2 separate regions of the Mus musculus genome follow, and region 2 is linked to region 1. The links are chromatin loops, found by intact Hi-C in ENCODE. Cell type or tissue: gastrocnemius. All regions are shown on one strand.

Evidence for each region. Peaks named below come from ENCODE experiments on the same cell type or tissue, not always from the same donor. Only the 100,000 strongest peaks of a DNase experiment are listed, where the experiment ranks them.
Region 2: a loop joins it to region 1, with 3 times the contacts of the local background. A loop is called at or near these places in 26 of 42 quality-filtered maps.

The regions. Positions count from the first base shown.
Region 1 is chr1:161,215,193-161,223,192 of GRCm38, reverse strand. It overlaps the pseudogene Gm6185. Among named protein-coding and RNA genes, the nearest start is that of Prdx6, 32 kb to the left of the region's middle. In gastrocnemius, no CTCF peak of the experiment used is centred here; DNase peaks (open chromatin) are centred at 2,414, 3,171 and 3,641.
Region 2 is chr1:161,282,822-161,290,821 of GRCm38, reverse strand. No RefSeq gene overlaps it. Among named protein-coding and RNA genes, the nearest start is that of Prdx6, 36 kb to the right of the region's middle. In gastrocnemius, a CTCF peak has its summit at 3,919 (motif pointing right); a DNase peak (open chromatin) is centred at 3,920.

The DNA.
Region 1 (8,000 bases):
CATTACACATGCAGCACCTGTGGCTCCACAGGTTCCTCAGCTTTTCTCGATATATCCTGGGGCATCTGAGCTGACAGAACCAAACAAGATGGGTACTGCATCCTTACCTTGTTCATCTCAATACCCTCGTGCTTGTCAATAATGCCTCTTGACCAAAGAAAGGTGAGGTTTTTCAGGGCTTTGGCAATCACGTTGCGGATTGTCTGCTTCGTCTTCAGAGCTATGACAACATCACGGCCTTCATGCTCTATGAGTCCTGAGAAGAATCAAACTTGATGAGCAACCTATGCAATAACCATGATAATAACTAATAGTGCATCAGAATATCCAAAGTATTTGTAGAATAGCCATTTGTTCTAGCTTGACCCATGAAGCTGGTAGGACGAATTTGCATCCCCACTGGATAGATAAGAAAGCTAAAAACTAGCTTCCCCCACAGCTAACCCACTCTGCCTTATTCCCATGGCATCTCTGACGATGTCTACACCAAAACTCATTTCTCTAAAGTATGCGTTTGACATCTCTGCCTCATCGTCCTCCATGTATCTTTTGTTGGTTGGATGACAGAAAGACTTTCATTCAAAAGACTTAGATGGATGGGTCTTGTGAGACCAAGTAGAATACTCATTCCCTTTTAATAAACACAGGGAGTCAGGAATTAGACTCACGCTGTCATCTTTACACTGAGCACAATGTCTGATGTATGGATGGAAAGTACTTACACTTTTTTTTTTCACTAAAATGAGTTGATCAGTAAAATAAAGGGTAGCTATGGTCTAGAGCATAGGTTTTAGTATCAGATCTATGTCGCCTCAAGCAAGATAACCTCACTAAGCACCAGTTTCAAACACTGATGATAAAGACCATAGCCATAGAAGTAGTGATTATAAGAATTAAATGAGGAAATTAATATGCGTATTATGTATATATATATATCACTTTCTAGCGCCTGCTGACATTCCCATTCCATAACCACTCACAGGAACCATGTGGAAACAGACACTCCATTAGTCAGGACAAAACTGAGGAAACCATAATATTCCATATCATCTAAGACACAGCATCATGCTACATAGGTCCTAGGGCCCTGCACTGTAAGAGCAAAAAAATAAAAACCTTCCACTAAGTAAATGACAACAAAGGGTTTTCAGTTTCCGGAAACAGCGCCAGAATCTTTTGGTTTATCCTATCAGACAGCCCTTAGACTGTTCTTTCCACTGGGATCGGGAAAGTGTGTCACCGTTAAGTCCATATGGCATCTTACAGTGTGACTATGAGTTGAAAGTGGCCTTTATCCCTTTTCTAGTGACTTCCATTTATTAATGGTCTACCTTAGGCCAGAGCCATGGCCCGATGCCCACTGAAATGATCACATGAGGAAAGAACACCCAAGATGCTCAGCATAAAATCCTTCAAGTAAAGTGAACTGAACGTAGATGCTCAAACAAAAGTAGCCTTTCCTGTAGTCCTACAGTCGGGGACAGTCCTACCAAAGAGGGAGGGGTAGAGTGGGGTGGGAGTCCCTACTTTCTGGAGTCTACTAGATAAAAAACGAGGCAGAACAACTTCTTGTAATGTGCCCTTTCCTAAAAACTATAAGGACTCCGACCTGGCCATCTAAACACACACCCCTGCTTCCAGTCTGACCTTGCTATCTTAGCAGGCACCCCTGCTTTGAGCCTTCCCTACACTATCACAGCTGCTGATGGCATCCATACCCCCTCCCCCATGTTCTGCAGTGATGTTCTTTGGTGCCCTCAGACACTCCACCAGAGTGCCCATTTTGTTTATGAAGAATCTGTGTCTACCCAATACTGCTGTTCCATCTTTGAACCTTACTTGTGGCCAGTAAATACTGGCCGGATAAAGGAATGAATGAGAACAGTGAAGTGGAAAACTTCACACCCTGGAGTGCCCTTTGTGAAGCCCCAAGCAGAGTGAGGAGCTTATGGTGAGAATAAGTCTGACCCCAGAGCAACAGAGCCCTAAGGAATATCTGTCAGGAAAAGGCTCATGGCAGGGGGACAGGTGTCGCCTCTCAGCACTAACGTCCCAATTACAAAAGAACAAATGCTCACTGCAGAGAGCTGGAGAGCTGACATCATAGACTATGTACACACATATGAAGGAGAGAATACCCATGTGTGCTTAGGTTCTATGGATATTTCTACGGATTTGGGGGACATTTCTTTCCAGATCTTTTCCCTCTGCCATGGACCTGTCACTGTCACACGCTGAGGTTCGAATCCACAATGACCATATTTAGAAAAAGGGCCTTTACAGAGATGATGGGCTTAAATGATGTCATAAGGGTAGGTCTCCAGCTTGTGAGGATGGCCCTCACTAGAGAAATTGGCACTGCAGTCCCTCTGTGTGTTCAGGAAAGGTCAGACCGGGGTCACAGTAATCAAGCAGCCATGTTTGCCCGGCAAGAAGCCAGTCTTCAGCAGAAGCCAACCTTGACAGCACTCTCATCCAGGATTCTGGCGGTCAGAACCACAAGAAAACAAAACCAAAGAATTATGCAAAAACAAAACAGAAAACCAAATGTTCTAACCACTTACCTAGTTCTCTAATAGCCTCTCGTTTGTTTTTTTCTAAAATGTCATATAATTTCTGTAAGAAATTAAGAAATGGTTCTCGTTATACCAAGTACAATCTTGACTTTATCGCCTGATTAAAAGTTAGAGAATCAGGAATACAGAGAAATTCTCACTTAGCGTGATTGGGGGAGCGTTTGTTTTTTGGGGAGTTCCAGTGCAATTCTCCCGGGACTCAAATTGCACAGTGTTGCATGGGTGATATTTTTGCATGTGTCACGCTTCACTGTGACTATTGGCTAAGAAGGAAGGAAGGAAGGAAGGAAGGAAGGAAGGAAGGAAGGAAGGAAGGAAGGAAGGAAGGAAGGAAGGGAGGGTACTTGGCACCCTACTGTGCACCACTGAGAATTCTCATAGGCAGACACCAACTTGGGGCTGTGTGGAGGGAAGAGCTATTTGGGAATCTGTTCTGCTGAGAGCTCAAAAACAAGTGCAATGATGTGAGCACGCCCTGTAATGAGTTCATGCTCCCCAAAGGCCACTTCTTATATAGCTGAAGAAGTAACTTCCCATGGAGACCAACAGATGGTGTGGTTGCTTTTTTTCCAGTCACACAACAGATACTGTGGGATGCTCAGTAGGTCCCAGGCACTTCCTTATAAAGCTCAACCTGGCTTCGAGCCTTTCTGGAGCATATTCTTAGCCATGCCAACAACTCTGAGGCAGGCACTGAACATTTCCCTGGGTTGTCACATACCAGTACCTGCAAGATAGTCAGATACTGCAAGCCACAGGACGACTGAGAGGCAGCAACTGGTCTGCTGTCCAAAGCTTAAGCAAAACAATTTTTTTTGGAGTTTTTTTCTTCTTCTTTGTTTGTTTGGGCTTTTTAATTTATATGTAGTAGGGCCCTAGTTTTGAATATGCAAACGAGATATGCATTTTTATGAAACAGTTTAATATTATAATTGTCATTGGCCCTTTTTGCATTGTGCTATTTTCATGCAAAACTGGATTTATATTCACATGGAGACTCAGGACAACAGCCACTCCCTCCTGCTGCTAGAAAGGCAATGTCTGTTACTTCTCTGCAGGTAAACAGCCATGGGCCAGTTTCCAGAAGCACCAGGTCACTTCTGAAGATGCCCCTATCTAATGCACATCTCACAAAGCCATTAGTCCTTACTGAAGTCTTCTGTTTCTTGATTTTTATTTCCTCTAATGTGTAGGGGTGTTTTGTCTGAATGTATGTCTGTACCATATGCACACCTGGTACCTGTGGGGACTAGATGGGGAGGGTACCCAATCCCCTGGAATTGGAGATACAGACAGTTGTGAGCCGCCACGTGGGTGCTGAGACCTGAACCTAGATCCTCTGTAAGAACAGCCAGTGCCCTTAACCACTGGGTTATCTCTCAAGCTCCCTAGAGTCCTCTCCCTTCCCATCCCATTTAAAGGGCCCATTGAAGGTTTGTTTTGTACCTGTTACCAAGGCAACTGCTTCCAGATCACTCTGTCCTCTCCTAAATGTTTCTAACTGCTCTTAGCTCCCTCCCCGGGTCCTGTTTGTCTTCTTCTAAAGTCTTCTCTCCTAGGAACTTCTCCATGTTCTCTGTTTATTTGCTTTGGTTTTGGGAGGACTGTGGTGGAGGAGGGACAGGATCTTATTGTATAGCCTTGGCTGGCCTGGAGCTCACTATGTAGTCCAGCATGGCCTACAATGACTTCAGCCTCCCATCTGTTGAAATGACAGTCATGAACCACAACGCTAGCTTCTCTCTTATCTTTCTAAACTACGGTGTAATAGCCCAGCCTTTCAGTATCTGCCTTAATTTCATTCCCCGTTTGTGATGATAAATCATCAGAATACAATTCTGTTGCATATCGATGTTGATCCCATAAAGAAGATAGGTAAGTTCGTAATCTCTTTCCTGGCCACAGGCCTGAGGCCACTAACAGTCACTGCTCAAGGCATGCACTGCAAGCAGAAGACATAACCTCCAACCCTCTAGCTACTTACAGAGCCCACCGAAATTGCTGTATTAGGGATTTAGTGCTTAGGATTTAAACTCACTGTTGTATCTAAATCGGAAGTTTTATTTAAGCTGAGAAAGTGCCTCTCAACTATTACACCACTTACTTTAGACCTTGATTTACACTGAAATCAAGAAGCATTGGGGTGAGAGAGAGAAAGAATGAAAGATAAGAAACAAATACAACATATATGGAATGGGACTTCAAGAAAGAAGAATTCATACAGGAAGCAGAGAAACTTTTAAAATAAGAGGTTCAAGAGACTATTCATTTTAGAAGACAGAAATTATTGCTTGGAGAAGGAAGGAATCTTGGTTTTTGAAGATAAGAACGTGATTGTCAAAATTATATATATACATATATATATGTGTGTGTGTGTGTGTGTGTGTGTGTGTGTGTATACATACATATATATGTATGTGTGTATATATGTGTGTGTATATATATGTGTGTGTGTGTATATATATATATATGTATACACACACACACACACACACACATATATATATATGGTTTAATGGGTCCGCAAAAGAGCAGAAAGCACACAACAGAGGGCTGGACTGAAAATCACACCAAAGAGTCCTCATGGCAAAGGGAGAGAAAGTTGGAAGTTGTGAGAAAAACTGAAACAAGGACTGTGGTGGTTTAAATATGCTTGGCCCATGGGAAGTGGCACTTAATTAAGAGGTGCTGTCTTATTAAGGAATTGTGTCACTCTGGGAGTGGAGTTTTGAGGCTCCTCTGCTTGAGCTGTGCTCTGTCTGTGTGGAACAGACACTTCTCCTGACTGCCTGAGGAAGACAATCCTCTCTTGGGTACCTGCAAATAAAGATGTAGAACTCTTGACTCCTCCAGTACCATGTCTGCCTGCACTGTGCCTTGCTTCCTACCATGATTATGGACTGCACCTCTGAAACTGTAGGCCAGCCCCAATTAGATGTTTTCCTTTGTAAGAGTTGCCTTGGTCATGGTGTCTCTTCACAGCAGTAAAACTCTAAGACAAGGACTAAGCTATATGGATGATAAACAAATCATTCATACATATGTGATTTAAATGACTATAGAAAGCAGGTGGGGCTTAACCCAGACTAGATTTTGGGATGGTCTCAGACAAGGCCTGGAGGAGCAAGCTGAGTCACATAGGGGACATTTTACTTGTCAACTCTTCTTGGACCAGTGGCTCCTCTTCAACTCATTGACCTTTTTGTGCTTACCTCATCGCTAGCAGTGACTCCACAACCATAAACCTCACCCGAGGCTCTACCACTATCCAGTTCAAATTTGGCTTTCTTTGGGATTTTCAATTCTCTTTCTAGTGTTTTTGGTTTGGTTTGGTTTGGTTTGGTTTGGTTTGGTTTGGTTTGGTTTGGTTTGAATTTTATGCGGGTGGGTGGTTTTGTTTTGTTGTGTTGTGTCTTGCCCTGTTTTGTTTGAAATAGAGCCTCATATGCACACCCAAATGTATCCACACACATGCAACCACACACACACACACACACACACAGAGAGAGAGAGAGAGAGAGAGAGAGAGAGAGAGAGAGAGAGAGAGAGAGAGTTCAGGATGTTTTCTGAAGCACCTCATATAACAAATATTAGAACCCAGTTGACTACTGAACTCTGTCTGTTGGTCAAATACATGACAAGCTGATCTCACAAGCATGGACTCTCTTACGAAAGGTCATTCCCAACACCACCACCTCCAAAAAAATGACCAGTGCCTGATTCTTACCCGATAGATTGATTCACGTCCAGAAATTTGCCTTATCAAAAGCTTGGCATCTTCCTGACTTTTGACATAGCCTTTTGTAATACTGTACATCAAGCTGAGGCTCTTTTTGATCTGAACATCTGCCATATTTATTAGTATTGGTATTATAATCTGGAATGACGAGGGAGGGCAGGGAAATCATACATCTCATTAAGTGCTTTCTCTCTCGAGAGGATCTAGTTTACAATGGTATGTGTTTGTACATAGATGGGGGGAGTGTGGGTACAGGCTACAAAACAAGGATGGAGACCAAAGGAGGGAATAAAAGGAGCTGACCAAGGCAGGGAGGGCAGCAGCACACAGGACATCAAAATAGAAAGGAGGCTGGTGCAGGGGGTGGAGGGTGCTACAAGAAGGGGCAACGGGACAGGAGAGAAGAGGGGGAGATAGAAAACTAATTTAAAAAATCTAACTTCATTTGAAAATCCCATAATGAAACCTAATTAGTGTATGTTAATTTATTTTTTTAACTAGAGAAAGAAAGAAGCGAGGGAGAGAGAGAGAGAGAAAGGAAGGAGGGAGGGAGGGAAGGAAGGAAGGAAGGAAGGAAGGAAGGAAGGAAGGAAGGAAGGAAGAAAGAAAGGAAAGGAAATAAAAGAAAGAATATAAAAAGCATCGTCCCCAGCAGAGACTCTCAGTGTCATCTATAGGCCACCAAAAACATGTCCAGGAACTTCTCTGAAATGTAGAGTTTGGGTCTGTCTCTTATTACAATGTCAGGCACCGTACAAGCAAGACCTGTTTCCAAAAGGCCTCTGCCTGATTCCACATACATTTGGGTTTGCAATCACACCCTAAAGAAGTTAAAGCTTAATAAGCAACTCTGTAGCTTTAGGTGAAGTCTCTAGCATGGCCCTGTCCCTCAGTCTCTCTACACTTCAATTTCAGAAAGCAAAAGTCATGCCCCAAAAACCTGAGTAACAGCTGTGAAGAGTACACCTCTCAGGCCACTTTCCATCCACGGTCTACATTTATCTACTTTAGGCGGAGGCCAACTAGTCAGTGTGGGGACTTAAGAGAATGGGGTTGTGACATCCAGCAGGTTCTCCGTGGCTCTGAGGACTCGATTCCCTCTTGTACAAAATGAGTGTATTAAATAAAGCCCGGAAATCCAGTGGCGCCATTGCTCCAAAGCACACCATCAAGCACGTGACTAAGGGGGCTTCCCACAGAGACCATGCTGGGTCAGAGCACAGAGGTGCTTGGTGAAAGACTCAATAGTAGGAGGAGAAAACGTTACAAGAAAATAGTGCCATAGTGAAAGAATTAAAGGAACAGAGTCAGACTTTATTAGCTGCCTTTTGTAGGTAGAGGGATCTTGTTTAAAGAAAATGTTTTCAAAGCTTTCCTCTGTGATAGATACACTGACAACCCACTGAGCTGACCATTGACTCCTAAGGCATCTAGAATAAAGATCTCCAATATTCTCAGTCTTTAATGAAGCAGGTATATTTCCTTTCAAAGTCACATTGGGCTGAGTCTAATTTTTAGGGTACCAAACTTTATGTAGAAGTCATATCTACCTCACAAGGAGCTTACCTGGATAAGTTATATAAAGTGTTTCCCCCAGTTCCTGGTAAAGAGGGAATGCTTAATTTAAAAAAAAATCCAAATATATAATAATAATATTAATTTCTTAAATTTTGGTCAGGTAGTAC
Region 2 (8,000 bases), 68 kb before region 1:
TATCATGATGTCTGATGACAAAGACAATGTATACCTAAAAATCCCAGAAGAGAAGGAAAGAAAAATAAGCTAATTAAGATGTGTGAATTAGGGCTTGAGGTGTAGTTCCATTGGTAGAGTGCTTTTCTAGCATGAAAAGCTCTGAACTGGATCTCCAGGGCCACATAAACTGTAATGATGCAGAATTATAATCACAGAACTTGGAAGGTAGAACAAGAGGCTCAGAAGTTCAAGGTAACATTTGAGAAGCCCCTAGGCTACATGAGAACCACTCTCTAAAACAACAACAAAATATGTAAATTACTTTTCAGATCCTCAGTATTCTCCACTCTTTAACTTATGGGGCATATATTTTAAGACTCCCAATGGAGGCCTGAAATTTCAGATAGTACTGAACCCATATGGTGGATTTCTCCCAATATATCCATGACTGTCATAACATTTCTTTATAAATTAAGCAGAGTGAGACCATCTTAGTTACTTTTCTGTTGCTGTGACAAAACCAAGTTCAAGTTGACTTACAAAAGAAGGCTTTAATTTGGGGTTCCAGAGTGTTAGAGCCCAGGGCCGACATGACAGGGAACATAGCAGCAGACAGGCAGGAAGGCTTCTGGAGCAGTAGCTGGGAGCTCACATCTGAACTATACATTTCTACAAAGGTTAAAGCATCCATGGTTAGATATGTTATGATCCTTTTAAGTAGAAGGCAGGGAGGCACTTTTAAAGGAAATGTTGGTTATTCAGTTGGGGAAAGAAAGGATGTGAGGTCCTTCTATATTCCTTACTGTAAAGGGATCTGTTCATAGACATAATTAATATCTTAGTATGCACACACTGCTAGTGGCTTGCTTGCTCTGGGTTAACCCTACATTCTGAAAGCCTGGAGGGAAGCAAAATTCACACAGACACTAACTACACAGGCTTTCAAGCAGTGCCTGGGACCAGATGTCCAGAGAATAGGAGAGGAGGCAGCACAAGCTCCAGCATTGAGATTCCAATGCTGAGCTCCAGGAAGTCTTCCCTGCCCCGCCAAACTTGTCACTCTTCATCTAAATTCACAGAGCATCCACTGCCCAACACACCGCCAAGGGCAGGAATTGTCTAAGAATGTGTGTCTGTTTCCTTCCCCAGCACCTACCTCCAGGTATACCAGGACTCTGATTTTTTTCATCTGAGCACCCCTAGCACCACATCAGCAATAGGCAGACCACAGGGCTTTTCTTGCTGGTCTGACTCTGACGACAAGGAAACGATGCCTGGAAGAATGCTTGCTCAGAATGGGACATGGAGGACTCCGAAGTGCTGCCTCCGCCCTAGAGGACGGGCACCCATACAATGCATTGACCAAGGCGCCAAACAACATTCCTACTCTATCCTAAAAGTCACCCTGCCTGGGGACTTGTGGACTGACATCCTGTAGGTAAATTCCAAGCGTGAGTCTTGTTGGCCTTCACCAACAGTGTCACAGTATTGACTATGGGAGTTCCACTGAAAGCGGAGGTCTCTCGTGAGTCATTCTTTACATGGCTCTAAAGAGTCCTGTTTGCTTAGGCTCAGCACTTTCCATTTGTAGGTGTCTTGAAAACTTTACAGTCAGAAAAAAAAAATGTATACAAGAAGAAAAGAAAGTGATATAAATTGAGAGCCAAATATTGAAGGTCATAGGTTAGGGCAGCAAATGTAACAGAGGGAATATCATGGCCTGGAAGTCCAAGACTTTTCCTCGCACTTCGCACCTGTTATAGAGGTCCTAAGGAAGTGGGAGGGAAGCCTGGGCAGACGGCTACGCAGCACCCAAAGGTCTGGCATGTTATGGAGCTGGTGAGAAGTGCTGAACAGCACTTGGGGCTCTTCTCAGGGACTGGAGTTCAGTTCCCAGCACCCTTGCAGGTGGCTCACAAGTTCCTGTAACAGCAGATCAAGGATTGAATCAGTCTGCTCTAACCTCTAAGAGGACCTGCACTAGTGTTTCCAGAACCACATGCACACATACTCATGCAACTACACTTTTTAAAAGATAATGAGGGCTGGTGAGATGGCTCAGTGGGTAAGAGCACCCGACTGCTCTTCCGAAGGTCTAGAGTTCAAATCCCAGCAACCACATGGTGGCTCACAACCAACAGAGTTCAAATCCCAGCACAACCACTCTCTAATGAGATCAGATGCCCTCTTCTGGTGCATCTGAAGACAGCTACAGTGTACTTACATATAATTAATAAATAAATAAATAAATAAATAAATAAGATAATGAAAATAAATCTTTTTTTTTTTTAAGGAAAAGATTATTGGGAGTGAGCCTGTGACGTGGGGGGCGTGCCTCCGCGAGGCCCCGCCCCCTCTGGCGGGTCAGGATTACAAGGCAGCGACTGGGGCAAAGAGAGAGCACAGCCAGAGACCTGAGCCGACTTTCAGGGCTGTCCGCGGGCCCTGCACTCTGTAGATGAGTTGGAGAAGTCCCTTGTATCAGAGTAAGATGGACGGTAGCTTTGACTGTGATTGTGGTGAGCTGGAGCCACCTGATCACTAAGAAGAGTCAGCCAACGTCACCAGGGCTTTCTGTTGAAACACAAGGAAGCAAGGAAGGGGAGGGAACTAGTGCTTCCCAGCGCCTCAGGATGCTGCTCAGGACCAGTCCAACCCTGAATGTATCTGCATTGTGAGAGGATGTCCACGGAGGCCTGCCGGGCGCATATTTACTCACAGTTTTGTCCCATGTTAAGTCGGTTAGCATAGTAAATCTGAGTGCATAGTATGTCATTTCAAAAAAAAAAAAAAAAAAAAAGATTATTGGCATGCCTGTGCTACAGAAGAGAGAAATAGCAGAAGAGTGAGAAGCTAGGAAAGAGGCACTTATGGAGTCACTACCCCTACTCCATCCCTATGGGGTTGAAAAAAAACACACAAAAAAGAGCCGGGTGTGGTGGCGCACGCCTTTAATCCCAGCACTCGGGAAGCAGAGGCAGTAGGATTTCTGAGTTCGAGGCCAGCCTGGTCTACAAAGTGAGTTCCAGGACAGCCAGGGCTACACAGAGGAACCCTGTCTTGAAAAACAAAAAACAAAACAAACAAACAAACAAACAAAAAAACCAGAAGAAAAGGCTTTGGGCAAGGGGGTGGGGAGTCAGAGCAAACAAGCCAGAACCAGACTCCCCTTGCATGTATGTTGCAGTAGACTTTGTGACAAGTTTATTATTTTTTGGAAATTTAATATAAATTCAACCAGTGACTTTACCCTGGATCCATCCTGCCCTGACCTTGCAGAGCTGGGTTAGACCCCAGAGCCTGACGTGAACTAGACAGGAACTCTGGTAATGAGCCACATCCCTAGCCGTCTGCTTCCCTGATCTTAGCCTTATTTGGTTCATTTATTTAAAAAGATGACACGGTTCAAATGCAGTCAAAATGTTATTTGCCAGCTTCTGTGTACTGCTTTCTACCCTGATTTTCGTCTCATTTAATGTTTATATATTTTAAACATGTCTGCTGAATAAGCTGTGTACAACCGGCTACAAACCCAGATCTTATTTTACATCTTTCCTTTGTCCCTTTAGCTCCATTTTCTGAATTTGCCCTGTCCCAGCACGTTGGATAAAACCTAAGCAATACCACAGATATTCTAGCCACTCTTCACCACTAAACAAAAAGACCCTTGTCTTGGCCTTTAACAGCACCTGCCCCTAACTCAATGCTAAGCACTCGCGACCTGATTGCCTCTACACTTCTTGTATTCAGTCCCAAGGAGGAAGGCATGGGTGATGTCACCATTCTGCGTGCTACAGTTTCCTTAGCCAGCTGCAAGTCCTCAAGTCTTGAGCTTTTGAGAAAAGATACCTTGAGAGCAAAGACTTAACGATCGCGAATCTTATGGTCTTGGCTGGCTCTCTATGCGTACTCGTGTTCATGCTGCAATTAGAGATTATGCACACCAGGGGGCAGTAAAGGCCCTTTTCTTTGCCAGAGACTGTACTACCTGTTTTAACATAGCCACGGTTCTTGGGATATACTAAATTTTCCCTAACGTCAAAACAAAACAAAGAGAATAAACACCTAAGCCACAAACAGGTCAAAATTAGTTACAATTTATCTTCCTCCAGTCTACACTCAGACACTTTTCCCCAAGGGCTTCTGTTTTGCCATTTAAAGATCTTCATTAATATTACACTGTCTTGAAAAAGACAGACATGCCTGTGTGTTTCCAACATATAAGAACTTATTGAACAAAATAAATTATAAGTTATGTCAACTGCAAACTTGAGTAGTCCCAATTCTCTTTAATAGCTGGCCATTGGCAAATTTGTTTCCTTTCATTCTGATCTTAATTACTAATATTAACTCTCAGATCTCACATATTACACAGCACTGTGTGTGTGTGTGTGTGTGTGTGTGTGTGTGTGTGTGTGTGTTTTACAGGATGACTACTAAAAGGTCAAAGAGGCCAGAGTGCAAGACATCCAGAGGCCTTGCTGGAGGCAGAGGCAAAGGAGTGGCACAGGTACAGACAGAGTCACTACACAGGGTATAAGATATTTATGGACCCAGTTGAAGAACTTCTGGGGGCTTAAAAAGAGCCAGGCTGCAGGGTCTCAAGGCTGAGTGCAGCCTCAGTGTTGGCTCAGCTACAAAGGCACAGAATAATGTAAGCAAGATACAGAACCAGGCACAGACAGACAAATGGATGGACTGACAGAGTCAGAAGGAATGGCAGCTAGAAGTGAGATCTGAGCTGAGCTGAAGTCTCCACGACAGTTAGGAGTTCTCTGTAGCTGGGCGGAGGTGGCGCATGCCTTTAATCCCAGCACTTGGGAGGCAGAGGCAAGTGGATTTCTGAGTTCAAGGCCAGCCTGATCTACAGAGTGAGTTCCAGGACAGCCGGGGCTATGCAGAGAAACTCTGCCTCGAAAATATATATATATATATAAATGAGTTCTCTGCACCCCTCCTGGAAACATACACTGTGTGTTCAGATTAAACGGGATCTTCAAAAGTGTCTGGTGGTTTTGATAACATCTTTTCTGACATGGTATTAATGTTCCCAGGTGCTCATATGTCCTGATCTAACTTCAGTAAGTTTACAGGTGGTAGGTTTTTACTTTGTGGAGTAAGTTTCTGATCTGTGCCTCATGGTTGGTGGTGGGCAGGGGCTTATGTCTGTGTGCATGACGTGTGCCGTCGTCATTGCTCCTCTGTGTCTGCACTGGAGACAAAGCCAAAGGCTTCCTGGTAGAATGGAATCACGCAGGGCAAGGCACAGCCTGAAAGTTGCTGTTTTACACACTATGGAGTAACGGAGAAGCCTGCTGTCTGATCTCCATCATGGGCATTAATATTCCAGCATTAATTTACTCAGACTAATTATTAGAATATTCTAATAGAATCCATTGGTTTTCCTATATACAAGTTAAAAAACTTTCCTTAAGCCGGGCAGTGGTGGTGAACGCCTTTAATCCCAGCACTTGGGAGGCAGAGGCAGGCAGATTTCTGAGTTCGAGGCCAGCCTGGTCTACAAAGTGAGTTCCAGGACAGCCAGGACTATACAGACAAACCCTGTCTCGGACAAAAAAAAAAAAAAAACAAACAAACAAAAAAAAAACTTTCCTTAAAAAACTTTCCAAGTGGTAGTAAACGTGATGGTACTTAAACACCACAACAGCCCTACGAGGTAATTAAACTTAGCACAAGCACACCCCACTTAGGAGTTCTGGGGAAAGCATAGGGTGGCTGGTTAAGTTTGAATTTCAAATACACAGCAAATAATAGTTGTGTGGACAGTTCACACAACCTTCAGAACACACTACATGGAAGGCAAATAAATTTATATGAAAATATTGTTTCACCAAAACTCAAATCTAACTGGATTAAATGGGAAAGCTAGACCAGTATCTTCAGTATAAGCAAACTGTCCCTTGATGGGAAAGCAGGAACTTGACCTAAATAGCAGCTGGAAAGCAAGCAGTATCCCCAGCTCAGAACCCCAGGCTCCTGGCAACACCTGCCCTCCAGACCATGCTGCCCTCTCCTTGCTGTGTGGGAAGGTCCCACCAGTCAGCTGTTCCCATCTCAGGTGAACTAACCCTGGCCATAGTTCCCAGGTTACTATAAAAGAAAAGATTCTTCCTGGCAGAGGACTCACTGAGTAATGCACTCCCATGATGCTTTCCTCCTTGATAGCTTTGTTTATTCGGAAACACAGTGAAAACCTCCCCCAACCTTTGTTTATGTTGTCTACCCTGATATTCATGTTTCTATAACTCCTTTTAAGGCTCACTTTAGAAAACTGAGATTTAAACACAATAGTCCCTCATGACTTGGTCCTGTGGCTTAAATTACCTGAAACTCAATAATGTAATTTAAACAGAACATAAAGAGAACAAAATAAAACTGTTGTGTTTCAATGCTATAAAGATATCGGATACTTAGTGGACTTTATAGTTGTTTCCGCCAACTTGGATTTTGTTAAAGGATTTTGAGCACTAAGAAAGGACTGTAGGGGGGTAGTTTTCCCTTTTCCCAAGGTTAAGGTTAGTCCCTAGCAAAAAGGAAGAAGAAGGAGGAGAAGAAGAAGAGGAGGAGGACGACGACGACGACGAGGAGGAAGGAGAAGAAAGGAACATAGAAAAGACTGTATACAAGCGTTCAGGATAGTGTCTGTAGATGTGAGTTATCTTTACTAACACTTGGGAACTTTTTGTTAATACTTGAGGGAGCTTCATACCTAACTACTATAAAGAGTGCAGAATGGAGAGTTAGGGTCCAGAGATTTAAAAAAAAAAAAAAAGATAAGACTGTGAAACAATGGAGAAAGACTACACAGCCGTTCACAATCACACCATGAGCAAGTACTATGCACCAGTTCTGAAGGTCTGAGGAGTCTAATGCAGTGCGACAATTCTGTGATGGAGAAACAATGCCTACAACATCATGGAAAGGCAAAGGGAACCTAAGCCAGTCAGAGAAACTTCTAGAGTGATAGATATTCCAGCTGGATGCTCCCTGGGACAGCAACTGCTGGTCAGGCTGAGAAGGCATCTTCCAGATAGAAGAGCCCCTTAAAGGCAACAGTACAGGAATAAGACACCATAGTGTGTGTGTGTGTGGAGGAGAAGGAAACAATTGTTAGCTTCTTGGAAAGCCAAGACTGAGCAATCTACAGTTTCGGTAATAACGGAACACCATCTGTAGCAGATGGAAGACCAAAGGGAAAAGTCCTTCCATCTTCAACAGACAAGATGACATCACAAGACAAGAGACATAGAAAGAGGAGTTCTTTGTGTGTGGACCACTGAAGATGCTATAACAGCCTAATTAATGTCAGTGGCATCACTGCAATGATGGCCTCGAGTCAGTATATGAGCTTTCACAGTCTTCATAACCACTCTACCACACAGGTCTCACTAATTCCATGGAATGTATGTGGAAGCTGATTTGCAAGGCAACTGAATGATTTTTCTCAAGATGCCATAGGCAATAACAAGAAACGGAAGAATCAACCTATTTGTCAGGAGTTATTTTATCCTCTCTTCCTTCCCACCACTTTAATCAAAGTCAACCTTTTATTTCATGTTTTATTACATCGATACCCCAAATTCCACACTTCTGCAAAGCTTTTCCAAGACTCCCCCACAGTACAAGGTATGGAGCCTTTGATCTAGCAGGTACTCAGTGGCACCTTGATAATAGGTAATGAACCTTTTCGGGCACCTGTGTCCACAGCGTAAAGGAGTCACAGTCATCTAGGCCCATAAGGAAGAACTCTAGGAAAGAATGGACATTGATCCAGGTCTTGAAGAAATTGGCAACCTTTAACTGATGGAAACATGGGATAGGAAAAGAGAATGGTTCATGCACAGTGAAGAAGATACGATTTGTACAAAGGCTTGGTCACCTCCCTTCCCTATCTTCGGCTTTCACTCAGGCGTGTGTCACTTGAATGACAGGAGATGCTCTAAGAACTTTAACATTGGACAATTCTCTTGTGTAAACATCACACATTGTACTCTCCT